Regions from separate parts of the Homo sapiens genome. Here region 1 is linked to region 2. The links are chromatin loops, found by intact Hi-C in ENCODE. Cell type or tissue: heart right ventricle. All regions are shown on one strand. Each heading gives the region's core, and the rest is flanking DNA. Links, peaks and the distances in the headings are about the cores only.

Evidence for each region. Hi-C counts contacts between places; a loop is a spot of excess contacts. Peaks named below come from ENCODE experiments on the same cell type or tissue, not always from the same donor. Only the 100,000 strongest peaks of a DNase experiment are listed, where the experiment ranks them.
Region 1: it touches region 2 in a loop (3-fold over the local background); 14 of 110 quality-filtered maps call a loop at or near these places.

The regions. Positions count from the first base shown.
Region 1 is chr2:2,839,020-2,854,884 of GRCh38, reverse strand. It overlaps a transcript of LOC105373390 not described here. Among named protein-coding and RNA genes, the nearest start is that of LINC01250, 280 kb to the left of the region's middle. RefSeq lists enhancers at 3,251-4,158, 12,238-12,768. In heart right ventricle, for the core only: no CTCF peak of the experiment used is centred there; DNase peaks (open chromatin) are centred at 7,343, 7,901 and 8,394.
Region 2 is chr2:3,296,686-3,312,550 of GRCh38, reverse strand. The region is part of intron 3 of EIPR1 (EARP complex and GARP complex interacting protein 1); the gene reads left to right. Among named protein-coding and RNA genes, the nearest start is that of EIPR1, 73 kb to the left of the region's middle. RefSeq lists a silencer at 5,721-5,891. In heart right ventricle, for the core only: a CTCF peak has its summit at 8,762 (motif pointing right); DNase peaks (open chromatin) are centred at 8,790 and 9,280; H3K4me3 peaks cover 491 bases; H3K27ac peaks cover 545 bases.

The sequences.
Region 1 (15,865 bases), core at 4,740-12,739, 460 kb after region 2:
CATTGCAGAGTCTTCATGCAGAGACAAGCATGTGGCTTTCTTGAGCGCTCATAGTTTTCAGGGTCACTGTTACAGTGGTAGCTCGGAAAACAGGATGTTCGAAGTAAAATTAAAGATTAAATATTAAGTCTGAGGGTCTCAGAATCCACCTGTATACCTCCTTATTGTTGACCCTTTATCCTATCTTCAGTTGTAGCTGCTACATAGTTGAGAGTCTCAAAAACCTCTTCGGATTGTTTGACAAAATATCATAGAGTCTGCCCCGTGGATGGAGTTTTGGATGAAGTTATAGAAGCCTAAACTGCAAATAAAAAATAATCAGATCATTGGCTGTAAGATTCATCCAGTCCAACTTTCCATGTCTGGCGCTGGCCTTGTAAGCAGGACATGGAAGGTGCAATTGGGATCATCCCTTTGTTCCTTCAGTACATCAGTCAGCCTTGGGGCACAGAAAGTGTGCTACTGAGCCAGGCTTTTGAGCCATCAGAAATGTGCAGGTGGGCAGGGGAGGAAGGAAGCTATCAATATTGAGATCTACTCAGAGACAGGCATGGGCTCAGGGCTTTCAAATGCTATTTCATTTTGTTTTGTAACAACTCCAGAGGGATGTGAATATGCTGGAGTTGTCGGTAAGGAACTCAAGACCGGGAGGGATGAAGAGTCAAGGCTGCATAAGTGTCCAGCTATGAACGCAAGCTAATCAGCCTTTGAGGCGTGGGCTCTGCGACGTCCTCATGTTCCCCAGTGGCTCTCTCCAGGCCTTCATGTATGCCATGTCCACGCTGACAGCTGATAGGTGCCACACTCAGGCTGCAGAATCCAGTCCGCTCTGTGTCTCCCCACATCCTCATGGATGAGGTGTTCCTCCTAGAGCTCATTTATCTCCTTCTCTTCCTGCAAAACTTCCCCGTTTTCGAAGATCTGTTTCTAGATCTATTTTAAATGATCTATTTCTAAAATTCCTTAATATACTAAGTTTATTTTACTCGTTGTCAATAATATGGTCTCATTTTGCATTTAATTCATTTATTTGTCCATATATCCATTCTTTATTTATCCAGTTTTCATTGACTAAATTTTTTTGGGGGACTCTCAGATGTTATGAGCTGAGAATATAACATGAGAAAACACAGCCCATGGCTGCTGGAGACGTTTTGTAGCTGGGGAGACTCACATTACACACAGAATTATAATGGAATATAAGTGTTGTAATAATTCAGGAGATTGGCAGCATTAATTCTAGAGTTAAGCAGAAAGGTCAGAGATGGAGAGTGGTAAAAGCTTTGGAAACAGAGCTTTGAAATAAGGTGGAAAAGATGAGAAGGAGCTACCCTGGCCCCATTCCAGGTGGCTTAGGAGAACTCTGCATAGAGAATGCACAGAGCCCACAAGGTCAGGAAGCGCATGGAACAATCTCTTTTCTGTGTAACTGAAGCCTAAGTGTGCATGTGTTTGTCAGTGTGTGGTGTGTGTTTGTGTTTGTGCATGAATATATGTGTGTGTATGCATGTGTGTAGTTTGCATTTGTGAATGTGGTGTGTATATATGTGGGTGTATGTGTGTGTGTATGTGCTCATGTATGGTGTACGTGTGTGCATGCATGCATGCATGTAGTGTGGTTGTACATGTGTGCACATGTTTGTGTGTCTCTCTGTGTATGCAGTGTGTGTGTATATTGTGTATATGTGTATACATATGTGTATATGTGTATGCAGATGTGTGGTGTGTGTTTGTGTGTATGTCCATGTATATGTCATGTGTGTCTGTATGGGTGTGCACATGTTTGTGTGTTTATTCATATATATGTGTTTGTGTGTATGTATGTGATTCTATATGTATTTGTGTGTTTTTGTGTCTGTGTATCTACAGTGTGTGCATGTATCTGTGTGTACGTGTGTGTGGTATATGTTTGTGTATGCATATGTGTGTATGCATGTGTGTGGTGTGTGTGTCCATGTGTATAAATGTGTGTATGTATGTGCGTGGTGTTTGTGCATGTATGCATGTGTGTGTGTTTGTACATAAGTGTATGTGGTGTGTGTTTGTGTGTGTGCTTGTGTATATATGTTTGTATGCATGTATATGGTGCATGTTTGTGTGTATGTGTGTAGTGTATGTGTATGTGTGTGTGTGGTGTATGCTTGTACATGTGTATGTGTGTTCCTGTGTTTGTGTGTATATGTGTGTATGTGGTGTGTGTCTATACGTGTGCTGTGTTTGTGTATGTATGCCTGTGTTTGTGTGTATATATGTGTATGTGGTGTGCATTTATGCATGTGTTTCTGTGTGTGTGTGTGTGTCCATGTGTATGTGTGTGGTGTTTCTCCATGCATGCATGTGTTTGTATATACGTGCATGTGTGTATGTGGTGTGTGTATGTGTTTCTGTGTGTATGTGTGGTGGGTGTGTCCGTGTGTGTGTGTGGTGTTTGTGCGTGTATGCAATTGCTGGTGTGTATATATGGACATGTGTTTATGTGGTGTGTGTGTGTGTTCATGTGCTTCGTGCGTTTGTGTATGTATGTGGTATGTGCTCATGTATGGTATGTGTTTGTGTTGATGCGGCGTGTGGGGAAGAAGTGAGAGCTGAGGCCACCATCACGTTAACAGCTCTAACGTGGTCACACGCAGCCAGGAAAAGCCATGGAACGCGGCCATAAAATGAGTGGCTGCAGCTTTTCACCTTGCCTTGCTCGTGGGAGCAGAATATGTGTCCCAGTCCTTGCCTTGGCCCAGAGGCAAATGGGTGGAAGTGGCCGTGCTCTGAGCTTGCTTCAGCCTGCTGTCTCCTGCATCTCTGTTCTCCGGAGCCTCTGCCTTGCCCTGTGGAACAAAGCACTGTTAACTGCGTGGCTTAAAACAGCAGGAGTGTGCTCCCTCCCAGTCCTGGACACAAGAAGTTCAAATCAAGGCATCTGCAGGGCCTGCTCACTCACTGACGGGGGCACCCTTCTCTGGGTCCCTGCCTTCTGGCGTCAGTCCCGTCTCCGCCTTCGTCCTTACAGAGTGCTCTCCTTCCCGAGTGTCAGTCTCTCTCCTCTTCTGAGGACATCAATCGTTTTGGACCAGGGCCCACCCTAGTGACCTCCTAACTTGATGACACCTGCAAAGATCGTATTTCCAAATAAAGTCAGGTTCACAGGTACTTGGGGGTAGGGCTTTGACATATCCTTTTGGGGAACATTCTCGACCCATCATGGCTGACCCCTGGTTCAAGCAGGTGGGGCGGGGGGCGCTGAGGGAACTACCCGCAGCTGGAAGCAGAGCTGCTCTGTGAACCTGCCCAGGGCCTGTGTACACTCCTGAGTCTTGGGGCAATTCCTTATGCAGTGTCCCGGAGGGGAGGGAGGGACAGCTGGGAGGAAGAGGAGAGGAGGGTGAAACCCAGGAGGGAGCCTGTCTCCAGAGGCTGTGCGTGCGAGGGGCAGAGGCTGAGCTAGGGGAGTCACTGAGGGGCCTAGAGAAGAGGATGATGTAATGGGGTCTGTATTTAAAAATAATTCTGCTGACCCCCGGTTGGCAGGAGACATGGCTGGACCTGAGGCAGGCCCTCCGTTCTACCTTCAGTCCGATGGGGACCTGGGGCCCAGGGCACCTTTTGTCCCCTGACCCTCACAGATGGCCCCAGACATGTGCCCCCCATGCAGGAGAGCAAACGGTGGGGGGTGTCGCCTGGTTACAGTGATAAACTGCCTTTAGAAAGGGGACCTGAGCCTTCACAATGGTTAGCATTCTCCCTGGTAGGGACTCTAGGGGAGGCTGCCGCCTTCACAACCCCCCTATGCTGCATAATGATGGTAATTTTGCCCTTGAGGCTGTGAAGCCCTGACACAAATGAAGCCTTACTACCGGGAAAGGCTTGGCTCTGTGGTGTGCAGGTGCCCGCAGTGGCTGTTAGCAGTGATTTAGGCCGAGTGACAGGAGCAGGCTGGCTGAGCGGGGAGGGGCAGAGGTCCTCAAAAGGCACCCACTGACTTCATCATTTTGTTCTGAGAGGGCCCTGCATATCTCCAATGTCCCCCAAAACAACAAACGGGGGGGTCTGGTTACGTGTGTTCCGCGGATCCTGAAATAACTCATTCCGCGGGATTCATGGGGCACCTGCTTGTGCTAGGAGTAAGTGGCAGGTGGGGGTGGCAGGTGGATGAGCAGCGCCGGTGGGTACCCTGATGGCTGACACAGGCGGCCTCATGTTCCTGAAAGGCTCCGCAGAGGAGCGGAGGCCTGGCCTTCCTCGCGAGGGGTGGACCGGGACGGGTGGCCAGGCATCAGGAGCAGCAGAGGAGCCGTTCCCTGACACGCAGTGACTTGATCCATCCAGGACGCATCTGGGGCGCATCTCTGTGGCAGGATGGCTCTCTGCAGGGGGCAGTGGGCAGGGCTTCTGCAGAAACCCTGAGGAAGGCTTCCCCGGTGACTGGGAGCAGGAAGGGTGTCTGTGTGTGCTCTGGGGCTGGCCTCTGCTATTGACACTTGCTGTGAAGCGGGGCTCCCGCAGTGTCAGTGCAGCTGGACCTGGCCTTCCAGAGCAAGAGTGCAGGCTGTCAGAGCCCGGGAGCTGCGCAGGATGGGCACCTCAGGTGTTCCAGGAAGGGCAGCCACACGGGGGTGGGAAAGGCCGGGCTGGGCCAGGAGGACCCTGCCCCAAGACGCCCCTCCTGTGCTGCGCAGTCTTGGTGGCTGCAGATTCCCACTTACCTGTGATTTGGGGTGACTTCCTCACCTGTGAAGGAGGGGCTGCTGAGAGCACCGGCCTCTCCAGCCCTGTCGGCGAGGTCCCTGCCTCACGCTTCCACTTAGGAGGCTCTGGCCCAGAAATGTTATAGAGGGGAATGACACTGACATCCAATACATGATGATTGATGCATGGACCCTGCTGCCTGCCCCAGCTGCTGGAGGGAGGGAAGCTGCAGGAAGGAGCTGGGGCTGTCCAGGGTCAGGGCAGCTGCACCATAGCAGGACCAGGGGCCTCTCACGGCGGCTGGACCATGGCCGGGGCTGCCCTAGGCAAGCAGGTAGACCAGGGATCAGCATGAGGACTGGACCCTCACAACAGGGACGGACTCTTCCATTCATTCCAGAGCTGCTGACCCCTGTGGCTCTGCAGGGCCCAGGTGTGACCGCAGCTCCTGAGGTGAGCACGACCCAGGCTCTGGCAGAGCTCCATGGCACTGGGAGGCAGAGTCGCATGTGGGCATCTGTGTCAGGTTCTCTGTGGCCTGCTTGCCTGGGGAAGCTCTGAATCACGTCTGTTGTTCCAGAACAATCACTAATCACAACCAGCCTGCCCTTCCGTCCACTCCCAAAAGCATCCCAGGCAACTGAAATGAGGGGACGGGAGCCTGGCAGTGTCCACCCGGCCTGACCCTGCAGGGCCCCACAGCCAAGGGGCCTGGGCAGTTTCCAGCAGGGAAGCAAAAAGAAAAAAAGAAGGAGGGGGAGGGGGGAAGGGCAGGAAGGAAGGGGGAGCCTTCAGGAAAGACCCTCAGTGTGGAGGAGGACTCTGAGCGGCCAATGGGCTTGCAGTTTCCCTTAGGTGGTGGAGGGGGTCTAGGGGAGGCCAGGCCTGCACCTGTCTCCAGGCTCAGCAACTCCCATGCTGTGGAGGGGGCAGGCAGATGGTAGTTGCACAGGTGCAGAGACACCAGACCACTGACCTTTACTGACCTCCTCCACCCTGGGTGGGACAGCTTTGGGGAGTGAAAGGGCGGTGCCTGCCTTGACCAGGCCAGGAAGCCCCTGCTTGAAAGGGCTGAGCCTTGGAGGCTTCCCTGCAGTTCTCTCTCCGTCCCCTCCCTTCCTGACTTCCCTTCCCCCACAGGCCCTCCCCTAGTCCTACTCTCCCACCTCCCTCCCTGGGTCCCCTTCCCCGCAGTCCATCCCTACAGTCCTCCCTCTCCTGCTCTCCCTCCCTGGCTTCCCTTCCCCCCATGCCCTCACCAAGTCCTCCCTCCCTCCCCTCCCTCCCTGGCTTCCTTCCCCCACCCAGGCCCTCTCAACAGTCCTCCCTCCCTCCCTGGCTCCCCATCACCCCCAGGCCCTCCCCTCTCCCTCCTCTCTCCTTGGCCTTGCTCAGCTCCTGGTGAGGCTGGGCGCCTGGCTGCTAGTCTTCTGTGAACAGCTGGTGTCTCCCCAGCTGCCCCTGCAGTCCGTCTCTTTTCCATTCTCCCTGCCTCTTAGGATTCCTGTCAGCCTGAGCCCAGGACCACAGTGGGGAGAGAGAGAGGGGATGGGAGAGGGAGGTGGGGGACGGGGGGAGATAAAGTGTGCCGCAGGGGAGGAGACACATGGACTTGTGCTGGGCTCACAGCTTCCTAAGCAAAAAACAGCAAAGACCACTCCCAGCCTCCTCCAACCACAGGGCGGCTGTGCTGGTGGGAAAGGTGGTGTGTGTGTCTATGTGTGTGCATGTGGGGTACATGCTTGTGGCGTGCACTCATGTGGCATGCACTCATGGCATGTGTGATACGGTGTGTGTAGTGTGTGGTGTCTGTGGTCTGTGTATGGTTTGTGTGTGTGTGTGATGTGCTGTGGTATGTATGGTATATGTGTGTATGTTTGTGTGTGATTTGCTATGGTGTGGTGTGTATCGTTTGTGCGTGTGGTTTGCTCCTTTGTGGTGTATATGGTTTGTGTTTGTGCGTGTGGTGTGCTCTGCTGTAGTGTGTATGGTTTTTGTGTGTGTGTGTGTGCTGTGCTGTGGTGTGTATAGTTTGTGTTTGTGTGTGTGCTGTGCTGTGGTGTGTATGGTTTGTGTTTGTGTGTGTGTGCTGTGCTATGGTGTGTATGGTTTGTGTGTGTGTGTTGTGCTATGGCGTGTATGGTCTGCGTGTGTCTGTGTGCTGTGCTGTGGTATGTATGGTTTGTGTTTGTGTGTGTGCTGTGCTGTGGTGTGCATAGTTTGTGTTTGTGTGTGTGCTGTGGTGTGTATAGTTTGTGTTTGTGTGTGTGCTGTGCTGTGGTGTGCATAGTTTGTGTTTGTGTGTGTGCCGTGCTATGGTGTGTATGGTTTGTGTGTGTGTTCTGTGCCATGGTGTGTATGGTTTGTGTGTGTGTGTGTGCTGTGCTGTGGTGTGTATGGTTTGTGTGTGTGCTGTGCTCTGGTGGGTATGGTTTGTGTGTGTGTGTGCTGTGCTGTGGTGTGTATGGTTTGTGTGTGTGCTGTGCTGTGGTGTGTATGATGTGTGTGTGTGTATGTATATGTGGCATGCTGTGGTGTGTGTGTGTCCCCAGCTGCACAGGGTTGTCACACAGAGCCCAAGTGCCCTGGTCCCTGTGTTCTTTGTAATCACAGCCATGGCATCTGAGTGTGGCTGGGAGGGAGGCCACCTGCCAGCCCCGGGGGCTGGCAGAGACATTTGCTGGCATCTGTGTCCTTTGGTCTAAGGCTGGCCAGGGGTGGCCCTGCAGGGAGGGAGCTGGACGAAAGACAGGCTCTCACTCTCCCTTCTCTACTTCCTTCTGATGTGCCTCATTGTCCGCCCACACCCTCAGGCCCCAGCAGTCAAAGACGGGGTCCAGGGACAGACCCTCTCTGCAAAGCAGGAGCAATGATTCTGGGTGTGTCTGCCTCACAGGGCTGTGATATGCAAATGTACTTTTTGCATATATTTCCCTTGGCAAATGCGCACTGAGGGCCACTGGGGGCTGGAGATACAGAGATGGGCAAGACAAGGTCTCTGCCGCCAGAGGGTGAGAGTTAATGTGGGAAGGGGCAGACAGCCAGACAGTGGCAACACCCATGAAAAATGAGGCCAGAGGGCACAGGGTCAGCTGACGCACCCCCACCAGCAGAGGAGATGGCAGCAGACGGGAGATGCTGGCCCAATCGTGTGTGTGGAAAGAGGGAGAAGGCTGGGCCGGAAGAGAACAACACCCACGCCTGGACGGATCCGCGGCACCTTCATGAGGCTCATGGGGACAGGGACAGTCAGGCCTGCTGTCCACATGGCTGGGAGCCACCCACACAGCCCTCGCCTGGCTCTGCCTCCAGGTGACGCTGGCTATTCCTGGGAAAGGCCACCCTGCCTCCCTGGGCTGCTGCACCTGCCTCATGGACATAAAGGGCTCCACCTGCCTGACTCACTTCCAATGTGGTATGACCTTAAATAACAGGAGAAGGAGGAGGAGAGCTTTGAAAACTGAGCCTGGTGCTTGTGTCTGTTCCCACCACCAGGCAGCTGGTGTTGTTGGCTCAAAACCTGGGCCAAGCCTAGAGCCCTGCGTGACCCTGTGCCCATCACTGTCCCTGAGCTGGAGTCCTGGCTGGTCTCTGCCTGCATTGGTCACCTGTGGGAACCCAGCAAACATCCCTTCTGGCAGCAGCAGGTTCCTGCAGCTTTATCTTGGCTCAGCAGGCCAGCCCAGGCTGCCCCCCGCGCCTTTCTCTCAGCAGCTCTGTGGTGAAGCTGCCAACTTGGATGATGTCCAGGGGCTAGGCGTCCCTTGAAGAGGCCTCCCCAGCAAGCCTCAGCCTGCAGGCATCTGTGAGGGAAAAAGGGCTCAGGTAACAGAAGCCCCCTGTGTCCTTCAGAAATGGCAGCGAGCAGGGGCGTATGGGAAGGATTACGCAGTGAGGAAGGGGGAACAGACGGGGCTTTCTCCAAGAGGGGCAAAGACAGCTGTTGAAAAATTCAGAGGCTCCTGTTCAGGGCTGGAGGAAGAAAACCTAACCACGTCCCCATCACAGTGCTTCCGATGCCTCCTCCTCCTGATTCGATGCTATTTTACCTTCCCTAGTGGGCAAGAGGTGATTATAAGGGAGCCAACGTAGTGGCTGGCATTTCAGCGAGGATCCCAAGGCAACAGCACCAGAATCACAAGTCAGGACGGATCCCAGATCCCAGCAGCGCCGAGCCCATGCAGATGGAGCAGCCTTGCTAGGAACGAGTCGTTTCCAGCTAACACGCTTCCCGTTTTGGAGACAGTTCTGGGTGTAGAAGTTGAGAGAAAACCTCCCAGGGAAGGATCCTGTCAGAGAGGAGGGCCGTGGCCACCCCAGGCTGGGTCTTGCCATCTTGTCCTTTCCCTGGGGATTCTCTTGCTTTGAATTTTGCTGCCACCATCTAGAGAGGAAAAGGAGAGAAAAAAGAAAGGCAATAAGAAATGAATTTTAAAAAGGGTTGGCCTCTGGAGGTTTTTATTTTTGACTTGTACTCAAAGTGAGGATGATGGATCAAATCTTTCAAAACCTGGGCGAGTTCCTCTCCTGAGCTGTGCTGGTGCCTTATTTCTGGTGCTGGTCGTGGTAGGATCCACAGTCATCACATGGAGTGCATTCTAGTGGACAGGGACCAGCAACATTGTGTGTGTACGCACATGTGTGTGTGGGGGACAGACAGACACAGAGGCAGAGACAGGTAGAGAGAATGTCCCAGCCATGCAGCGTCCACCTCAGCGCACGGCAGGAGAGTGCATGCCTGCAGCGAGGCAGCACAGACATGGACAGGCATAGGCACGCTCGGGACCAGCTGGCTTCATCTCTGTCATGCGTCTGATAGGTGTGACTTGCATGATGCCAAGTGTGGGTCCAACGTAGAGACATCCATACCACAGCCTCTACACAAAAGGCAGCTACTCCATTTGATGTCTGCTCAACGATTCCAGGAAACATTGGCTGCACTGTTGACTGCGGTGGTCTGAGGTTGATATGGTTTGGCTCTGTGTCCCCACACAAATCTCACCTTGGATTGTAATAATCCCCTCGTGTCAGAGTGGGACCAGGTGGAGGTAATTCAATCATGGTGATGGTTCCCCCATGCTGTTTTCGTGATAGTGAGTGAGTTCTCACGAGATCTGATGGTTTTATAAGCGTCTGGCATTTTCCCTGCTGGCTCTTATCCTCTCTCCTGCTGTCCTGTGAAGAGGTGCCTTCCTCCATGATTATAAGTTTCCTGAGGTCTCCCAGCCATGTGGAACTGTGAGTCAATTAAACCTCTTTTCTTTACAAATTACCATTCTGTGGTATTTCTTCATAGCAGTGTAGAAACACACTAACATAGAGACGTTTTCATCTGGAAGCAGAACCAGACCGGGTTTGACTGGCTGCTGAGCTCAGCCTCTGTCTCAGGTGGGGCTCTGCTGTCCCCCAGGCCCTGCATGTACTGGACTCCCAGAGCCTGCTGTAGGTGGAAGGAATGCGGGAATTAACTGCCCTGCTGCTTTTCCCTGGCATCCTAGAGCTCAGTCTGGAAAGGTTAGAGACAGAGAGGCAGAGGATGGTCTTGGCATATTTGGGGGTTTAAAATGCAATATTTTATTTGTAGCCAAGATAAGACCTTGACAGCTATTGAGGTCCAAGAGGCTTGATTTGGGCTTCACTCCTCACACTCTGCCTTGCCTGGCCTCTTCCCTCACGCCTCTTTTTGCTCCCTGCAGGACTCTTCTGCCCTAACTTCCCCATGTCTTTGCTCTGGTCAAGGAGAGCATTTGCCTTGCCACTATTACATCTGCATGGAAGGTAAAGGCATGATGTGTCTCCTTGTAGCAGGATTGGGCCTGGATTCTCACTGTGGAATGGAAAATCTTGCCCCCTGGTGGAAGCTTTCAACCAGGTAAGCCACTATATTTGACATTGAGGATAGGGTACATCCTGAAACCCTGATGCAGAGTCTGTGGGTGAAGACCCAGTGGTCTACTTGGAAGGGCCTCTGGAAGTTTCCTGAAGAGGCGGTGGCTCTGTGCACGTTTCTCTGTGTGTCTGTGAGCATGCGGAGAGGCTCTATGCAAACGAGTGCTTGCTTTGCACTCCCCTGTATGTACACGCGCACACTGAGCTCGCACGCTGCACCTGCGGCAACTTGGAGCACTCCATTTCCCATAGAGACTCTTGCCCTGAGTGTGGAAGTGTTGGTGGCCTTACCGGGTCTCTGAAGTTTCCTAAACTAACTAGGATATTCCACTGCATTTTAAGCAAAGACTAAGGGGGCAGACTAAGTGAAGACTAAGGGGGCCCCCTCCCTGCTCTAGGATCTGAGGCCACATCTTCATTCATCTGAGGATGCATCTATATAGAGTGATTTTTTCCCCTTGGAACATAGCCCTTAAGGAGGGAATGACTCTTGGCATGCTCTCCTTAGCCTGTGATTTTAGGCAGGGTCTTAACTAGACTAACCAGGATAACAATGACCAGACTTCAGGCTTCTTGAAAAGCTCAGGGAGACATCTGCATGTCTGTCTCTTCCCACTCTTGGTGTAAAATGGCCCACTTCCCAAACCCTACCACGAGCCTTAGGGAGTGCGATGAAACATTGTGTTTTTATAAATACATAAAATAACTCTCTTATTCCGATCATGCTGCTATAACAAAATATCTTAGACCAAGTAATTTGTAAATAAGAAATTCATTTCTCACAATTCTGGAGGCTGGGAAGTTCAAGATCAAGGTGCTGGCAGCTTCGGTGTCCAGTGAGGCTCCTCTTTGCTTCCAAGATGACACCTTGTTGCAGTGTCTTCCCATGGCTTAAGGCACAATGGAGCAATGGCAGAATGGCTGCACATTATGCACTCACAGGGCAGAAGAGGCAAAAGGACTAGGAAGGTCTCTGAAGCATCTTTCTTAGGGCATTAGTCTCATTCTTGTCAGTGGAGCCCTCAGGGCCTAATCACCTCCCTAAGGACACACCTCTTAATACCATCAAATTGGGATTTAAATCTCAACATATAAGTTTTGGAGATATACGTACATTCAAACTATAGCATTCTGTCCCGAACCCTCCTAATTCATGTCTTCACATACAAAATACATTCGTTCCATCTCAACATCCTTAAAAGTTTTAATTAATTTCAGCAGCAATGCAAAAGTCTAAAGTCTCACCTGAATCAGATACTGGTGAGACTCAAAGGTGGTTTGCGTCTTGAGGCAAATTCATCATCTATGAGCTGGTGAAATGAAACGTTTTATGTGCTTTCAAAATACAGTTGTGGGGCACGTGTAGTACAGACATTTGTATTCCACAGGGCAAAAATAGGGAAGAAGAAAGGCCTTAAAGATCAGGAATCAACATCGGCTCAATGCTCTGCCCTCCGGGCTCAATGGGGCTTGGATCCCACCTTCCAGGCACCCTGGGGTGCAGGGCCCAATCCACAGTTTTGTCACACAGGAGTTGGGTGCTGAAGGCTCCGGGCAGCCCCACTCCCATGGCTTTGAGCAGCCTTACGCCCATGGCCTCACTGGGCGTTGCCCTAGTGGGGGCTCCCTGCAGCTGCCCTGTCCCAGACACCCCTCTGCCTGGGTCATGTTACTCTCTAGAACCCTCTAGAACAATCTAGGTGGAGGTAGTCATGCTCTCATAGCCTTTCTGCACAAACTACATTCCCCTCCAGCCCACCAGAGCCACACCTGGGACCGCCGAGCAGCTTGGTGTCTGAGTGCGGGGAGTAGAGCTCAGATGTGTGACAGGGCTAGGTGGCTGTGGCCTCTCCTTTGATGCCATGCCACTCTTCAGGCTCTGAAACTCCTTTGAGGTCATTCTTCCGTGGTCATGGACACTAGGTTCTGGCTAATCTCCCCATTGTCTTCATGAATGGCACCTGTCTTCTGCTGAGATGGCAGATTCATGCTAATTTCCATATCAAAGGTCTCTTGGCCACACCCTTGTTCTTTCCCAAACAGGCTTTCTTGTGTTTCCCAATATGGATAGGCTGAGAATTTTCCTAATTTTTAAGCTCTGCTTCCTTTTGGATTACCATCTCTGTCTTTAAATTGCTTCACTCTTCTCCCATCTCACTATGAGGAGTCAAGAGGAACCGGGTGCTCCTGCAGCCCTCTGCTCAGCCAAATATCCACTTCCATTGTTTGGGGGTTTCATCTTCCATAAAACACCTGACACAAACACAATCCAGCCAAGTTATTCACCATTTTATAACAAGGATGGCCTTTCCTGTGTCATCCTCATTTGTATTTCATTCTCAAACGTTCCTCATTTCCATTTGAGAGCTCACCAGAAAGGCCTTTATCATCCATATTTCTACCAACATTCTGTTCATGACCACTTAGATATTCCATAAGGCGGAGGCTCTCCCTGCAGCTCTCCTCTGTCATTTCTGAGCCTTTACTGGAATCACCTTTAAAACCCACTTCATGGTGATTTGGTTCCCCAGCCAAGGGGAAGGGAGGTTTCTTGGACTTCTTTTTTTGAGGTCATTAACCTTACTCATGAGGGCTCTGCTTCCATGACCTAATCAACTTCCCAAATCTTCCAGATACCATCACCTTGGGGTTAGGATTTTAACATAGAAATTTAGGAGGCAGGCACAAGCTTGTAGACTGTAGCAACCACTTTTGTAGGCAAGTTGGTCTTGGGTCGGCGTCCATCTCCTCCACAACATACCCGTGCCTCCAAGTACATTCCAGTTAAAGCATTTCTTAAAAATTCACTTTATTCATTTTCTCAGGAATGAATTTGATTTACAATTTTCAGTGCCCTGTAAGCCCTCAGTGCAGTTGGGCTGCTGGAGAGGTGTGGGCTGTCAGCTGCAGTACTGTGGCCTTGGCATGTCATAATACCAATTTTCAAATGGTTTTGCTGAAGCAGACTTGTCATACCTTATGTTAAGTACTGACCTCCATACATTGGAGTGGTATGTCCGGATCAAAGGGAATCCAGTTGGCATGATTTTATTCGGTTAGGTTGTGTTCACTAAATTGCTATTTGCAAGAATTGTCTGACATCCAGAAAGCCACTGAAGGGCTTCAGGCTTTTACATTTCACAGCGTGTCATGCTAAGAACAGACGCAATTGGGATTTCAGAATCGGCAATACTGGTTTTAAGGCTGAGACAGATAGCATTCCGTATACTGTTACGTATATGATACAGACTTTTCCTGACTTCTGCGGGGGACTTCCCTCTTCCATATGCCTTCTCTGTGGGCATCTGGTGAGTCTGACTCAGATTTCAGGTAGGCGCGGCTGCACCTGCCGACTCAACACAGACTGTGTAGGCAGGCCCCGGATGACACTGTCTGTGGGAGACCCCCAGGTCTATTTCTAAGCAGTGTGCTCCATCCCAGCTTCCCACACCCGGTGGCTCCATGGCAGTTCTGGAGCAGCCACTGTCTCTCAGGGAGCCGGGAATCCAGGATGCCCGCTCTGCAGGCTGAGTGCTGTCTGCCTGGTTCACTGACTCCATACCCAGGACCCACAGCCAGCCGTGGTCGGGTGATGCCCTCCACATTCCAATACCTGGAAGCAGCAATTCCTGTGAGCACTGTGCCTTTTATGGTAAGACTTTAGGGAAATAACAGCAGAATGAGCAGAGAATGATGGCACCCCCTTCCACATGCTTTTTACTGAATGTGGACTGGAACGTGGGGGGCCCTGCTGGCCTCCATTTTGCAGGCCTCTGGTGGGAGCCTCTGAGAAGAATTGGTCAACAACAACAACAAGAAAGTATGTTTTGAAGTTGGATTCTCTTGTGCTGTGCAGCCTCCTCCTCTGGACTTAAAAATGGCCATACTGGTATCAGCCATCGGTCTGCGAAGGGCTAAAGGTCCGGGGCACCTGCTGAGTGTGGCTGTACACCAAGTCCTCTCTCAACTCGCTCTTAGGACAAATGCTGGTGCTTCTCAGGCTGGATCTGACTGGCTTCTGGCTTTCACAGAACCGGAATAAGCCGGAATGAGCCGGAATGGCCTCTAGAGATGCTCTGAGGTCGGCAGGCCAGACCATTCCTCCTGGAGCCTCTGCTTCACCGAATTCTGATGGATCCCTGCCCACTCTGCTTGGCCTGTGCCCCTCCTGGCACCATCTGCCTGAGCCTGGGCTGGCGCTCTGTCAGCCTTTGCAACACAGCTATGAGACTTGGAAAGCTGGAGTTTGGTTTAGCAGAGAAATGCATTTGAAATCTTCCCTCTAGGCCCCCCTCTTTCTGTTCCCCCTCCTCACCTCCCTCCAGGACCAATTTATCTGCCAGTCCAGCCTCCAAGAGGAGCTGGGGCCAAGTTGGAGACCTGCTTATGCTTGTCAGCCTCTGTGGCCAGATGACAAGAGAGCAGCCCACAGCTGGGAGAGGACTGGGAAGTCCCCGTGTGCAGAGCGTGCTTAACAGGGGGGCGGGCAGGTCAGAAGCTTCCCCCTGGCTGCAAAGGAGGTGTGGAGGACAGGTATGCCCTGTCCCTGAGGGAGACACTAAGCCTTGGCATGTGTTTATGTGAGCATGCATGTCTGGGTGCATGGATGTGCATTTGTGTGTGCATGTGTGTGCACATGTGCCTGCGTGTACACATTCTGGTGTGGTAGAGAAAGAGCTCAAGGTGGCATCAGGTACTCTCGGGCTGTCTGGAGTCTGCACAGGTGTCTCTGCCTCGGCCTTGGCATGTACAGTCGGTTTGAAGCTCTGCTGCTCGCCACGGCCCAGGGGAGCTATGCCTGTCACATTGGAGTGTGCACAGCTGTAGCAGTAGCCTGGCCAGTGCCTGGCAGGAGAGGCGACCCTTGCTCTGGAGTCCTCAGCTGCTGGCAAGAGGCAGTGAGTGTATCCATCCTTCCATCTATCCATCCATCCATCCATCCATCCATCCATCCATCCACCCTCATGATTCTCTAGCCTGACCTTCTGTGGGTCAGATCTCCAGACTGTGGGGATGCGGGAGAAGATGAATAGAAAAGGTGTGTTTTTCGCACTCAGAGGATGAAAGAGTGCCCAGGCCGGAAAGGAGTGCAAAAGTCACCCAGTCCCCACACCACTGGGTGTTGCATCCTAGGACGGTTTCTGTAGTATTAGGTATCACTGTCCACACGCCTCGTGGGGCAGTTGGTCCTTGTGGCCTCCCCATGATCACTGTCATCCAGTTCGGCCCTGTCTTCCCCGACCTCTTCTCTCTCTCTCTCTTTCTTTCTTTCCCTCTCTCTCTCTCTCAGCTCCCT
Region 2 (15,865 bases), core at 3,908-11,907:
GGTGCTGAGTGGTGGGAGGGAGCCTTGGGAGGACCATGGGAACCTGGAGATGGAATATTGGACAGGGTGTATTTTGGAGGCAGTGAGAGAAGTCCCATCATGGGGTCTGAAAAATGAACTTTGCCCCTCAGACGTGAGTCTCATCCCCACAGCAGGCACACAGAACCTTCCAGGGACTGTCTTTGCCAGGAAACTCAATTTTATGCCACAGCCGCCTAAAAAGCAGTGCAACCTTAGCCTCCGTTGACCAAGCTGTGGTCAGTGGGATGGCGGGTAAAACGTCAGAGCACACCCGGAATGCGGCCTCAGTGGCCATAGGCAGAGCAGACAGATGGGGACTGATGTGGCTGCAGGTCACTCCATGTGCAGAGTGATGGACAGATTCGGGGGGCAACTTGAGGAAATTTGGGAGCGTCCCGAGACTCATCTTCAGGCACTTCAGTTATCAGACAGAGGGGATAACTGTGTGTTGTGGCTCCAACACACAGTTATCTTGGGTCAATGAAAGCTATAGGGTGGAGGGTGTCATTTGTATGTCAGCACGAGAGTGACCGCCAGGTCCTTATGTGGTTCTGTGCGCTGTTCCAAAGAAGGCCAGGTCCAGGTTCCCGCAGGATTCAGCAGAGGCTGGGGACAACCCCGACACTGCACAGGGACCCCAGTGCCCCAAGACTGGAGCTTCATGCCCCAGGTGACTGGAGCTCCCCTCCCACCTCTGGTGCCCCAGAGTAGAGCCCCCCCGCCCAGCACCCCGCGAATGGAGCCCCCCACCACAGCATCCTGCGAGTGGAGCCCCCTGCACCCTGGGACTGGAGCTGCCGCCCACACCTCGTGACTGGAGGCCCCTGGCGCCCTGTGACTGGACCCCTAGCCCTGTACTCTGCAGACACCACCTCATGCCCTCCTGATTCTGAACGAGGGATGGTGGGTGAGACAGGAGTTAGTAGGGAGAATGTCTGGCCTGTCTTAAGCCTCAACATTTTTTGAACTAAATGAATAGAAGAAAAAGAAACTGTTGTAAGAGAATGCCACATGTTCTCAGATTTAAAATATGCCACTGCCTTCTATATGTTCTAAGTGTGAAAAAAGCAAGTCCTTGACCTTATGGGACTTGCTTGTAGCTGCCCCCTCACCCCCATAAAAATCATGCAGAATTACTTTCTAAAAATATTTTTTTTTAATGTGAAAAGAAATCATTTCTGGAATCTCAAAAGATACAAAACTACTAATTATTGTATATTTGAAAATCACATATTTCTAGGAAGAGATCATCTTGAGAGTGTGTAACAGGACCAAGGAGAAGAAAATTCTGTGGGCTTTTTCTGGTCTATCAAATAGTAAAGCTTAGAAGGTGGAGGCACTTGTGTTGATAGAGACCGTTCTACCTGTGCACATACTAGGCCTAAGTAAGTAGTAACCTTGTCTTTGCTTGCCAGTTTTCAAAGCACTCTTCAAGCTATTGCAATGTGATATTTCTGGTAATCGTCTGAGAGTGGGCATCTTCATATGCTCCATTTTTGTAAACAAGAAAATAGGAAGTTCAGAGACATTGGTTTGCTCGGGGTCTTGTACGTAAAATTTCAGAATCAAGTTTCAAGAAAAATTTATTTTTTACCCAGCAATTATTTCCCCTAACATATGGGAAACTGGGCTAATTTGTTTATTTGAAAAAAAAATTGATTGATTTGGGGGAATCATAAAATATTTATCAGTGTAACAAAGTTTAGTATATAAAATAATTTTAAATATTTGTATACCATTGAGACATAGCATACACAAGTACAACTGTACCCTGAAGATTCTTGCGTTAAATATAAATATAAGGCAGTCTTACTACAAAGTTTAGATAAGTTTTTAGTTTTAAATTATCAAGACTTTTTTTTTTTTTTTTTTTTTTTGAGACGGAGTCTGGCTCTGTCGCCCAGGCTGGAGTGCAGTGGCGGGATCTCGGCTCACTGCAAGCTCCGCCTCCCGGGTTCACGCCATTCTCCTGCCTCAGCCTCCCAAGTAGCTGGGACTACAGGCGCCCGCCACTACGCCCGGCTAATTTTTTGTATTTTTAGTAGAGACGGGGTTTCACCGTTTTAGCCAGGATGGTCTCAGTCTCCTGACCTTGTGATCCGCCCACCTCGGCCTCCCAAAGTGCTGGGATTACAGGCGTGAGCCACCGCGCCCGGCCAATTATCAAGACTTTTAAAAGCCTTTGAGAACTTACTGGTATTTCTTCTCTCCCTAAGAAAAATATTAAAAAGGAAGATTTTTATAATACCCTTAGTATCTATTTCCTGTTGTTTGGAAACCATTTGTCGTCTTCAGAACGGATAGCTATTTGCTGTAGTCAATCTTGGGTGACTGTGGAAACATTGTTTTCTGACCTTGGCGCTGAACCAAGCATGCACTCCTAATATATAAACAACTTTCCAGCTCCTTTTTCTCTAACAGAGTGTGGTGACCTTGCCGTGGGCACATAACCTCAGGGGCTGTTCTTGCTTGTGTGGGGTAGTGGCTGTGTTCTGGTGTCTGCAGTGGGGAGACGCGAATATTCCAGTTTGGAGCAGCGCAGGGAGCGTCCCTGCCCTGTGCGTACACGGGCACTGCCAGAGCCTGCACACCTGTGCGTACACAGGGGCGCTGCCAGAGCCTGCAGGGAGAATCCTACCCACACCACCGTCTCTTTCCTAACCCCCAGCTCTGCTGCCTCTCTCCCACATGATTACCTCCTTTGAACAGGTAGTAAGGGGGGTGTTAGAACAGAAGGAGGTGTGGACCGGTCTCTTCAACCTTCACTCCCATCGGGAAGCATCTGTCGTTTTGGGGTCTCAAGTCAGTGACCCTGGTCCTGGTCGAGCGCCGGCCATTTTCATGCCCTCCACTCCCACCTCCCTCGCCCACTGTTTTTCCTTTCCCGGGATGCTCTGGGTTTTGGGAGGTGGGATTTTTTGTAGACTGCATAGGCCGTATGGAGCTGGGTTGTGTGTTTATGTGCGTGTGTTTATTCCCTCTGCCAATCTCTGTCTTGTCATTGGTATACTGAGACTACTGACCTCTAAATTATTGATCTCTTAGGGCTTAACTCCGCCATGTTGTTATTTGTTTTCTGTTCTCTTTGTTTCTCATCGTTCTGTTTCTCTTTCACCTTCCTGAGTTATGTGAACGTTTTTTAATACTCCATTTTGATTTAGTTACAGTGTTTTTGAATATACAACTCTGTAGAGGTGCTTTGATGCTTGCTCTAGATATTACAATATACGTATGTCACTTACCAAACCCACAGTTATTGGCATTTTCCTACCTCGAGAGGAATAGAGGAGCCCCACTTCCATCGAGGCCATCTCTGCCCTCCCACTTTAAGAATATAATTGTCTTAAGTGTTTTCTCTCTGTACATTGACCATCAGATGTGGTGGTGTAATTTTTTCGCCAACCATCAAATATGGTTTAAGAAGCTCACGAGGAGAAAGATGTCTACTGTATTTACTGGTTTTTGCCCATTCGTTGTTCTTTTCTTTCAGAAGTTCTAAGCCTTTTTTCATTATAATTTCTTTCCGTTTGAAAAATTTTCTTTATCCATCCTTTGAGGGTAGGTCTGCTTGTGGCAAACTTCCTTAGTTTTCCTCCTTTTGAAAATATCTTTATTTCCCTTTCATTCCTAAGGATACTTGCAGTGAATATAAACTTCAAGGTTGACAATTCTTTGAAAAATGGAAATATTTGAAAAATATTGTTCTGCTTTGTTCTGGTCTCTGGTTTCGGGTGAGAACTTGGTGATCCAGTTTGAATGAAGAGCAGAGGCTGCTTTCAATTTTCGTTCTTGTCTTTAGTTTTCAGAAGTCTAATCGTGCCATGTCTTGGAATAGCTTTCTTGGGGTGTATGCTACTTGAGATTTTCTCAGGCTCTTGAATCTGTAGGCAACGTCCTTCACCAAATTCGAGGACTCTCTGTCCATTATTCCCACAAATGCTTTTCAACCTCACTTTCTCCTCTCTGGAGACTGAGGCCATCTGCTATTGTCCCGCATTCCTGAGGCTGTTCATTTTTTTTTCCGTCTATTTTCTCTCTGGTCTGGTGTTCAAATTGGACATTTCCTGTTGTTCTGTCTTTAAATGTTTTCTCTGCCATATTTATTGTGCTGCTATTGAACTCATCCATTTGGTTCTTTTTTATATCTTTCATCTCTTTGTTGAAATTTTCTGAGTTTTTCCCTTTATTTGTTTCAAGAGAAGAGTCCCTCATGGAAGCATCTTTATGGCGGCTGCTTTAAGATCATCCTGTCCATTGACTGTCTTTTCTCATTCAAATTTTGATTTCCTGGTTCATGGGAAACTCTGGGTCATATTTCAGTCACCCTGTTTAGGTTTGGGGACTGGGTCCTGGCCTTCTTCCACGGGCTGTGTTTCCAGTGGCAGCTGTCAGAGCCCCACAGTCTGTGCAAGTGGGCCTCATTCTCTGAGGCCTCCGTGGCCACACACGGCCGACAGCGTCGGCCAGCGCTGGAATGTTCTTCCTGGGGCTGGTGTGGCTCTGTTGTGTGTGGGAGACGCCGAGAGCATTCCCAGGCCTGTTCTTTTTTTAATTGATATAGCATAGAGGTACATATTTTGGAGGTACATGTGATATTTTGATACATGTATACAATGGGTCATGATCAAATAGGATCATTTGGGATAACCAAATGGCTAACATATCTTTCCTTTGTGTTGGGAACATTACAATTCTCTTCTGCTATTCTGAAATATACAGTAAAGTTTTGTTAACTCTAATTTTCCTACTATACTATCAAATACTAGAACTTATTCCTTCCATATAACTATGTTTATACCATTCACCAGCTTCTCTTCATCCCTGCCTCACTTCTTTTCCCAGCCTCTGGTAACGGGCAGTCTACTCTCTCCCTCCAGGAGAAGTGCGTTTTAGCTGGCACATGAGCGAGAGTGGGGATGCCGTCTTTCCGTGCCCGGGCTGCTCCTGAGGCTGTGCGCAGGTAGTGGGCAGGGCGGGGCTCTTGTTTCCTGGCTGCCTGGTGCTGCTCCTGCAGAAGTGGGGCTGCTGGTTCTATTGCACAGAGACAGTCTCCATAGGCCTGCTTTCTGGGGCCCCAGCATGGTAGGGCTCCTGCATGAACACTGTGCCACTGAGGAAGGGAGGCACCCACCCCAATGCCCTCTACCTCTGGCTTGGGGCCGGGAGACATTAGGGCAGGAGCCGCTGGGTCCGGGGAGACACTGGCAGGAGCTGCTGGGTGAGGGCTGGGAGGGGCTGTCTGGAGTTTTTGACACATATTGGAATTTGGGCTGGGCACAGTGGCTCACACCTGTAATCCCAGCACTTTGGGAGGCTGAGGTAGGCGGATCATTTGAGGTCAGGAGTTTGAGACCAGCCTGTCCAACATGGTAGAACCCCATCTCTACTAAAATACAAAAATTAGCAGGGTGTGGTGGCAGGCGCCTGTAATCCCATCTACTCAGGAGGCTGAGACAGGAGAATCACTTGAACCCAGGAGGGGGAGGTTGCAGTGAGCCCGGATCACGCCACTCCAGCCTGGGCAATAGAGCAAGACTCCCTCCAAAAAAATAAATAAATTAAAAAAAAAATAAAAAGATTGGAGTTTGAAACCGTATATTTATGTACATCCTAAATAGCAAATATAGGAAAAGGAGTTCTCTTTTTTGACTCTATAACTATACAGTACAGTTGACTTTGAACAACATGGGTTTGGACTGGGGGGGTCCACTTACGCATGGATTTTCTTCTGCCTCTGCTGCCCCTGAGGCAGCAAGACCAACACCTCCTCTTCCTCCTCCTCAGTCTGCTCAGTGTGAAGACGACAGGATGAAGAGCTTTATGATGATCCCACTTCCACTTAATGAATAGTCAATATATTTTCTCTTCCTTATGATCTTCCTAAAAATGTTTTCTTTTCTCTAGCTACTTAATTATAACAATATAGTCTGTAATACATTTGTCATACAAAATATGTTAATCTACTATTTATGTTAGTACAGCTTCTGGGCAACAGTGGGCTATTAGTAGTTAAGTTTTTGGGGAGCCAAAAGTTACACACAGATTTTTCAGTTGTGTTGGGGTTTGGTGCCCCTAAACTGTGTGTTGTTTATGGCCCAACCGTAATTTCATAAAGAAAACCAAACTTCTTATGACAAAAAGTAATATATGATATCACCAAAAACGAGTGACCAGGGAATAAGTTAAAGAATCTTAGATAATGAATTCTGCATAAAACACTAACCTGGGAAACAGAAGGGGGGAAAAGAGAACAAATCCAACCAAATATCCATAGAAACCCAGAATGTGGGAAAGGTGTGTACAGCGCTGTTCAGAGGAGCCAAGGGAAGGGGCGGGGCGGGACCCAGGCCACCGCTAGCATGACGAAATGATGACTTCGGGCCTCTGTCCCTCAGGCTGAATGCGTCTGCGCTGGGTGCCCATGCAGCTCACCCCAGTTTCGTTTTTGTGTCTGTCAATAAGTTCAGCACAGTATTGTTTGTAAAAGGCGTGGCTTTACATTGTAGTGGGCTCAGACCCAAGTGACTGCCTCGGAACTCAGTAGAAAGGGGGGAAGCAGCGATTTGAAATTTTCAGGTCATAGAATTGGCGTGATGATGGTAATATGTAACAAGGAGTCATCTTGTAGGAAAATACAGAATAAATAGGAAAGAAAGGAGAACAGAGCCTATGAACCGCCTGGGAGGAGGTGAGAATTTATCAGAAATGGATATGACAGACACTTAGAAGACTGTCTGGATATAGACATAAATGAAAGGGGTGAGTTGAAACTGTCAGATCACTTTCAGCCTGGCTGTGGGAGAGATTGTGGCGGTGTCGTCAATGGTGAGGGCCTTTCTGGAGGGCGGGCAGGTCCCCCTTTGTCTGTCTTTCCCCGTCTCCTGCACCTGCTCCTCCCCAGGGTTGTCAGGTCTGTGAAGGTGGCCCCAGTCCGTTACTCAATGGGGGCACAGGACAGGAGTGGAGGGCTGAACTGGACGGCAGTGGAGGGTTGAACTGGATGGGAGTGGAGGGTTGAACTGGACAGGAGTGGAGGGCTGAACTGACGGGAGTGGAGGGTTGAACTGGACGGGATTGGAGGGCTGAACAGGACGGGAGTGGAAGGTTGAACTAGATGGGATTGGAGGGTTGAACTGGACGGGAGTGGAGGGCTGAACTGATGGGACTGGAGGGCTGAACGGGATGGAAGTGGAGGGCTGAACTGGACGGGAGTGGAGGGTTGAACTGGACGGGACTGGAGGGCTGAACTGGACGGGAGTGGAGGGCTGAACTGTACGGGAGTGGAAGGTTGAACTGGACGGGATTGGAGGGCTGAACAGGACGGGAGTGGAAGGTTGAACTGGATGGGATTGGAGGGTTGAACTGGACGGGAGTGGAGGGCTGAACTGATGGGACTGGAGGGCTGAACTGGACGGGAGTGGAGGGCTGAACTGGTTGGGAGTGGAGGGTTGAACTGGACGGGAGTGGAGGGTTGAACTGGACGGGAGTGGAGGGTTGAACTGGACAGGAGTGGAGGGTTGAACTGGACGGGAGTGGAGGGTTGAACTGGACGGGAGTGGAGAGTTGAACTGGACGGGATTGGAGGGCTGAACTGGACGGGACTGGAGGGTTGAACTGGACGGGATTGGAGGGTTGAACTGGACGGGAATGGAGGGCTGAACTGGATGGCAGTGGAGGGCTGAACTGGACGGGACTGGAGGGCTGAACTGGACGGGAGTGGAGGGCTGAATTGGACGGGACTGGATGGCTGAACTGGACGGGACTGGAGGGCTGAACTGGACAGGAGTGGAGGGCTGAATTGGACGGGACTGAAGGGCTGAATTGGACGGGAGTGGAGGGTTGAACAGGACGGGAGTGGAGGGCTGAACTGGACGGGACTGGAGGGCTGAACTGGACGGGAGTGGAGGGCTGAATTGGACGGGAGTGGAAGGTTGAACTGGACGGGATTGGAGGGCTGAACAGGACGGGAGTGGAAGGTTGAACTGGATGGGATTGGAGGGTTGAACTGGACGGGAGTGGAGGGCTGAACTGATGGGACTGGAGGGCTGAACTGGACGGGAGTGGAGGGCTGAATTGGACGGGACTGAAGGGCTGAATTGGACGGGAGTGGAGGGTTGAACAGGACGGGAGTGGAGGGCTGAACTGCAGGTGTCAGGATCACATAGTCTTGGTTGCTGGATGTGGAGCAGAACCATGTCTTCTGATGAGGTTGCCTGGGTGATTCTGAGAAACGCTGGGAACCCTGGACACTTTGTTCCTCAGCCCTGGCCATCTCAACTCCGATCTCGCCAGACCACCTCCCCGCGCACAGCACGCTGTTCCCTGGATCTCTGCAGCCTTGCGTGGCGCTCCGTGGGGTCTTGGGAAGATCATCTCTGTGGCTTCACCGCTGCCTGTCCGCGTGCCTGGGCGTTTCCAGCCCTTCAGATGGATCCTTTCTGTGTGAACTTGGTGACCGTGTCTGTCTTCCTACATCAGAGTCAGCAAATCACACAGTGGGGATTTTGTAACAGGAAATCTTTTCAAACCATGCAACAAGTACTGTAAATCGGAGATTTGAGTGATAGGGTTTTATGAGAATCTTCATTATTCAACCCAAATTATATGACTGTATAAGATTTTTAACAGTCTTCCTTTGACAGCGATTGACTCTTTGGGGTTATACTCTGTCTGTTATGGCTGGTCAGCCTGCTGTGATTCCCGGTCCTCCCAGCACCCGATGGATCCCGCCGTCTGCCAGCAGAGGGCGAAGCTTCCCGGGCGCAGAGGCCGCACCGTATCACGTGTCGTCTATTGTGTTCACGGTGCCGGGAAACACTCAGAAGTCAGGTTGCCGGCGTCTGGCGGGTTTGTGGCTGCTCCTTATCTTTGGAGTAGTCTTCCTGTGCTTGGGGAAATTTCCTAGGTTATTAGTCGCATTTCCCAATATGAAAATAAGAAATCTATTTTCCAGTTTCGCTGTGACCCGACTCTGCTGGCCTGAGCATTTGGGTGAGACTGATTCAGACGTGGCAGCGTGAGGGGACAGTGGGGGCTGCCACTGCTGCTGTGAGTGGCGGTCGAGGTGGCAGCAGTGCCGGTGACTTCCAGGTGGTGGTCGGTCCCTGGCACGCAGCAGCCTAAGGCAGCAGCAGAGCTGTGGGGTGGCTTCCTTTGTGCTGGATGGGGGCCGCAGAGACTCCCCTGCTGGGCCATGGCCCTGGTGAGGCTCCGAGCTTGGCCCCCAGAGGCTCCCCTTAGCCTGGCCCTCGGCATGGCTGGTGAGAGTGAGCTGCCTGGCACCCCTCCCCTTCCACCCAGCCCCTCACGTTGATCTCCTTTTCTGCTTAATCAGCCGGAGCCAGCTTTTGTGAATTGCAACTAAAAGTGCAGCAAATACACGTGACGTTGGGCTGTGTAAGTCCCCAGGCTGGGGATGGTTACATAGGTGGACACAAGGGCACTGGCTGTCACCACAACTGAGTGCAGCTGTGAGCCAGCGCCACTGTCACTTTTCAGCGGTCTTCATATTTAATCTCCACAACTCTTGAGTCACAATTTCAGTTTTACAGATGAAAAAAACGGAGTCAGATTTCGTGTCCCTGCTGTGGCTGCCCAGGCCCTCCCTCCTGCTGACCTTGGCCCTGGAGCTTCTGCCCTTTTCCTCTGTTCTGTTCTCAGTATTGATCCCTCTCTGCTGCATGCCAGACGCCCTGCTGGAGCGCCCCGAGCTCAGCCATGCAGACACGGCTGGCCTGGCCTTTGGGAGCCTGTCGTCTGATGGGAAGACAGACACAAAGCAAGCAGTTCACCCAGAGTGACAGTGACAAGGTGGCGGGGGTTCCAGGATGCAGGGAGGGCTGTGGATCCGCAGCGGGCCTGGGCTTCTGGCAATGGCCACTGCAATGGGGCACAACCTCTGGTTCCGCGACGTCACGTCACTGCCATCGCTGTCTTCATCCGGCCTGTCGCCATCCACCAACTGCACTCAGGATCAGCTTGCTAAAGCCCAGCAGCAGAAGGAGAAGCAGCCAACAGAAAAGAACTGGGAGGCAAAGAAAGGAGAGTGTGGTGCTGGGAGGATGAGACAGCATGAGAAAGCCAAGGACCTGGATTTCAGAAGAGGGATTGTCTTCTAATTGCTTGAAACCGCAGTTTGCCACTCACCACACGTTTTATTTAAATTTAAATTTTAATTAATTGTTAACATTTAAATTTTTTGTAGAGACAGGGTCTTGCTGTGCTGCCCAGGCTTCACCAGAACCACAGAATATCAGGCGGTGACTCTGATCCTGTGATTCATTAGACATTGGCCCAGAGGCACCCTCGTTAAACTCAAAGCTGATTGAGTTTAGGAAATCAGGGGTTTTCTTTTTGCTGTATGCCGGAAAGTTTTCAGGTGGCTGGATCTGGAACCCCAAGTCGCTGAGGGAGTATTCTATACACAGGTTTCTTGAATTCAGTTCCACTCTGGAGATTTTCCCACTGCTGGCGTGGCCTCAGGAGCCCTGTAAAAGAGTCCTGTGAGCTTCTGCTTTATCGCATCTGGCAGTCTCTCCGCCTTCAGAGCCCTCATGGTGGTCCTGTCAAATCCTAACTGATGCGCTGCTCCGCCTTCTGGCCTCCTGACCCTTGTTTTAGAAGTGAGAAGCCCAGATGTGAGTTCTAAATTTGTTTTTATTCCCACGTGTTCCTGATAGAAACACCTACCACATCTAACACCTAAGACATTTTAAATGGTGGGTTTGAGTATCCACAGGTATCAAAGATGACTAACCATCCCTTGCCACTTGTCACTTTATTTTTATCCTACTGTGTTATTTTATCACCTTGAGACTGTATTTAATCAGTCTCTGAAATGAAAATAAGAGGTTTGAGGTGTCAAACAAATATTATAAGACCAGAAACACTTTTCTCGTTTGGTTTTGTTTTTAACACAGTTCAGGTATGTTTGGCCACCATTGTGGGTACCTGAGTAAGAACTAATTACTCAATAATGAGCCTGGCCCACTTGGAAGAAGAAAGAGCATTGTCTGACTTAGTGACCTGGCCTGGGAGACTCCTCAGTGTTCAGATGGCTGTCCCCTGGCAGGCACAGGGAGTGAAGGCCAGTTCTCCTTGGAGCATTCTCTAACTTAGTGACCTGGCCTGGGAGACTCCTCAGTGTTCAGATGGCTGTCCCCTGGCAGGCACAGGGAGTGAAGGCCAGTTCTCCTTGGAGTCCCCGGGACCTGCCTCCATGCTTGTTGTTGTGAAGGGGTCAGAAAGAAGATGTGTGTTTGTTGCCGTCTACTGCATCTCACTTGGAACTGAGTCACTCATCCCGGAAGCTGCATCTGAAAAGCAAGGCTCATTGCGGAATCTCATGCAGACACAGAGGAACTTGCGTGCCCGTGATGCTGACCTCTGCTTGTCCAAAGAAACTGTCATTTCCCAAAACATTTTTGGAACTTTTCTTTCAGAAATGCTCTAAAAGTCAGCTTCAGTGCCATCTGAGAAAATCTCTCTGCTGTGTTTTTGTAGGATACTTTTTGGCTCCTGATAATTTAGCCCTATGAATCATCTTTTTCATTCATCAGGCTGGCCTCTGAGATTTTTGACTATTTTGAGAACTGTACCCTGAAAAACAAGATTTCTCCTAATGAAGAACACACAGAAGCCTGTGCTGTTGGAATTGGCACTGTCCGGAGTTCACAGGTTCACTCGCTCACTCGCTGTTTATAACCCATGACATATATACTCTCTTGTAGAAAACATGCCTGGGCGACAGCTGGTTTACAAACGCTTTTGGACCATTAGGTATTTGTATGATTGGGACATCGGGACTTCCCAGCATCATCCAGAAATAAGTGCATTGTGTGTACCTTCTTGTTTTTGTTTTTGGTTGATTCTTTTTTTTTTTCATGGAAATGGTATTGGCAAGAAGGCTGTTTGATAGGGTATTAGCGCGAAAGCCCATTTGACCCTGAAGTACAGCCTTGAGAAACGGACACATTGGAGAGGCTGTGAGGCAAGGATGTGGCCGTGGACATGCAGGTGGCATTGAGGCGAGACTGCTGGGAGCCCAGTCCAGGCTTTTTAGGGAGCAATGATGAAGGCACTGTAAGAGCAGAGGAGGGGTGCTTGCATCCTGAAGCTGAGGCACTGACGAGAAGGAGAGGGGGCGGGCCTGTGTAAAGGCATTTAGATAGACCTGTGCTGGAAAGACCAGAAGCCAGCCATTCATATGTAATCACTGTCTAGGTACAAAGGAGAGTACATGTGTTACAGGGGAAACTGTCGTTTTAATGGACCAAATAGAATTTTGGAGTTTTGACATCTTAAAACTAGTTTTCCATAATATAGGACATTCATTTTGCAATTGTGAAAACTGGGAGGTTAAAAGTCTTGTTTGGGATTTCACAGGGTTGAATTATATGAAATTGCTGAAATTTGACCCTTTTTGACCTATAAGAATGGCAGTTTCATATGGTTCAAACTATTGATTTAGTGATCCAGCCACAGCTGTCTGCACTGGAGTTTGCGCTTTGCCAGGCCAGGCTGCATACCTCACTGGGGAATCTTAGGGTCCCTGTCAAGAGGCACCTTGGAGACCAAATAGTGTGACTCTTGCGTCATAAATTTGCTGAGTCTGGGCTCTGAGCACTTGAGTGACTGGCCCAGGATCACTCGACTGTGAGTGGTGGTGCCGAGACTGGGAACGAGATCCTTTTCACTCACTGCCTAGAGAACCAAGCTTTCTACAGACTGTCAAGAGAGGGAATGCAGCTTGGTGAATGACATCTTAGGGACGTATAAGATTGCATGTAAACTGCCAGGTTGTCTGTCTTCCGTGATTTGGCAAAACCTAAGAAGAGCTTACATAGCTTACACGTATGGCCATAACTCAAAGTGTGTGTGTGTGTGTGTGTGTGTGTGTGTGTGTGAGAGAGAGAGAGAGAGAGAGAAAATATTTTCCTTTCTGAAATTTAAAACATACAAATGGGAATTTCAGCAGGCTATAGTGTCAAAGTCAATAGTATGATTTGCCCATTAAAACAAAAAGCCAATCTAATCCAAGGACTCTCTTTTCCTAAGAGAAGGAGATATTCGTAACAAGGCCGCGCCCAGTCAGATCACATCCATGTGGCATCCAGCTCTCAGAATGCCATCAGCAGAGCCCCAAGCAGAGTCGCTGGGACAATGAGCTGACCCAGGGCCGAGCACTGCAGGACAAGGGGCCAGGACAGTGAGCTGACCCAGGGCCGAGCACGGCAGGACGGGGGGCCAGGACAATGAGCTGACCCAGGGCGGAGCACTCCAGGACAGGGGGCAGTCCATGGAGGCTCACGCGGGAGGCCCTGTGGAGAGACAGACACAGCGACATTCTCAGCAACAGCTAGGACTTGTGATGAATCTTGGCTTCCTGAAGTCCAGAACTCACCCTGGTCATCTCATTACTTTTGAAAAATGAGAACCCCCATTTTAAATGTTTGAGGCTTTTTGGCCTCATTAATAGTGCTATGGTGGGGCTTTCCTGTATCTGTGGGGCTGTTAAGCGGGAGAGGACTGGACCTTCTCTTTCTGATCCCAGGGCAAAGATCTGAGCGCAGTGAGCAGGAGCGGGGTAGGTAAGGGAGAAGTTAACACCGAGTCAGACGATGTCCCCTGGAAGGCTGGGCTTGACGTCTGCAGCTGTCCCAGAGCTGTACGTGTCTTCTCCCAGGAAGCATTTGTGCCGACACTGGAATGCCTTCTTATGGGGGGTGAGTCTTCTGACAGTGGTTGGATAGAGTGTGGTTGGGGGTTCCTTCCCTCATGGAGAGCCCGAGCACCTTAGAGAACACGGCCCCTCTTTGGCTGCTGTCAATCCTTGTGTGGAGCATTTCTGAATACTGAGTGAGCTCTTGGTATAGGAGATCAAGAACCCACGACATCTTCTCGGGGGAGGACACCGGAATTTGCTTGTTGAGATCTGAGGACACTCAGCCAGGGGAGGATCATTATTACAGAACCAATTTACCAACACCATCGAGATCGTAAGATCCTAGATACTATCAGGATGACTTTGGAGGCCATAACTCCCTTCTGATTAATTTTATCTCTTTCAAGGGCATGACGACAGACAAGATGGGTCCAGGGGAAGCAATAGATGTAATCTGACACTAGCAAGACTTGGATTCTCTCCCACACAACCCAGCCATCAATAAAACGGCAGTATCTAGGCCAGACCAGTGGCTTTCAAATCTTGTTTTAAAGCTACCGAACCCATTTTCACAAGTGACAAGGAACCCCAATATATAAGCCTGTAATAGACATATAAATAAAACCCCGGTATGTGAAACGGGTAAGAGTGGGGCTGCAGTGGCAGAAGGAGTGGGCCGCACGAATCTCAAGCCTTTCTCTGCTAACAAGCATCTGTTAAGGGAATGAAGGGAAAATACAATAAATAGAGCAGGAAATGTATAGCATTATCCATGAGTCCCAACTGTCTGAGATGGCAGATCTTTTGGTGATGACCCCCTCTCTGACCCATAGGCTCAAAAGTGCCTGGCACATAGTAGGCACTGAGAAAGTATTTGTTGAATGTAGTGAATGAGCAAATGAACAAAGGGTTTCTCCTAAATCTCCTTAAAAAGCAAGACAAAGCTGAACCCGGGAGGCAGATCTTGCAGTGAGCTGAGATGGAGCCACTGCACTCCAGCCTGGATGACAGAACGAGACTCCATCTCAAACAAACGAACAAAAAAAGAAGCAAGACAAAGCTTTTCATGGTCTAGGAGAGGGGCCAGGAAACCACAGCCACAGCTAATTCTGGCCCACTACCTGGTTTTGTGAATAAAGTTTTATTGGCACCCAGACACACTCGCTTATTTCTGTAATGTCTGTGGCTGATTTTGCTCTACAGAGTAACTGCGATAAAGACTGTGTGGCCTGCAAAGCCAAAAATATTTATGACCTGGCCCTTTACAGAAAAAGTTTGCCGTCCCTTGGACTAGAATGCAAGGGAGAACCTGGCTGTTTCCCCTGGGCATGAGGCTGAACTGGGAGGTAGAACCTCGTAGCTCAACTCTTCTGAAACTGGTTGAACTCCGTTGTAGAAGGGACTTTGAAAATCTGCTCATCTACAGCCCTTATTTAACTGTTAGGGCAAATGCCCACCATCTGCTGAGCCCTGTGCTTACCACTTGCCTCACCAGCGGTGTAAGATGTGAATGGCTGTCTCTGCATGCTGCAGGTGAGGCAGGTGTGGCTGAAACACTCACTTCATGCCACTCAGCCTTCTTTTATACTCCACTGAAACATCAGCCTTTCCTCGCCCCCACCCTCTTTATTCCGTAGTCGGATTCCATCGATGCTGTTTTCACAGTGTCCCACACGCCTCTTTCTTTTGTGGTCACCAGATACATGCTGAGCTCCTAGCATGTGCCACACTGTCCCAAATGCTGGAGCCACAGACACAATTAAGCCCACCTAATCCCTGCCACCCAGGAGCTCATGGACAAAAGGAAGTGATTCTGGTACAGAGAGAAACTGCCACCACCTGCCTGCCGGATGGGTGCCGGGAGAAGTAGATGGCTTCCAGGCTAGGCAGGAGAACAAGATTAGCTCTTAATTGGAAACCCCTAAGGAAACAAGTCAGAGACTCGGAGAGACTTGGTCCTAGACAGCTGAGGTTGAAGAAAGGTCAGAGCCCTGGTTTCACCTGTGAGGACAAAGATGCCCAGAGCTGGATGGGCAGTGTGTGGGTGCAGAGAGGACAGGCTGGATGGACAGTGTGTGTGCAGAGAGGGAACAATCTGTGTGTGTAGAGAGGATAGGCTGGATGGAGGGTGTGTGTGTGTAGGGAGGATGGGCTGGATGGATTCTGTAGGCAGAGAGAGGA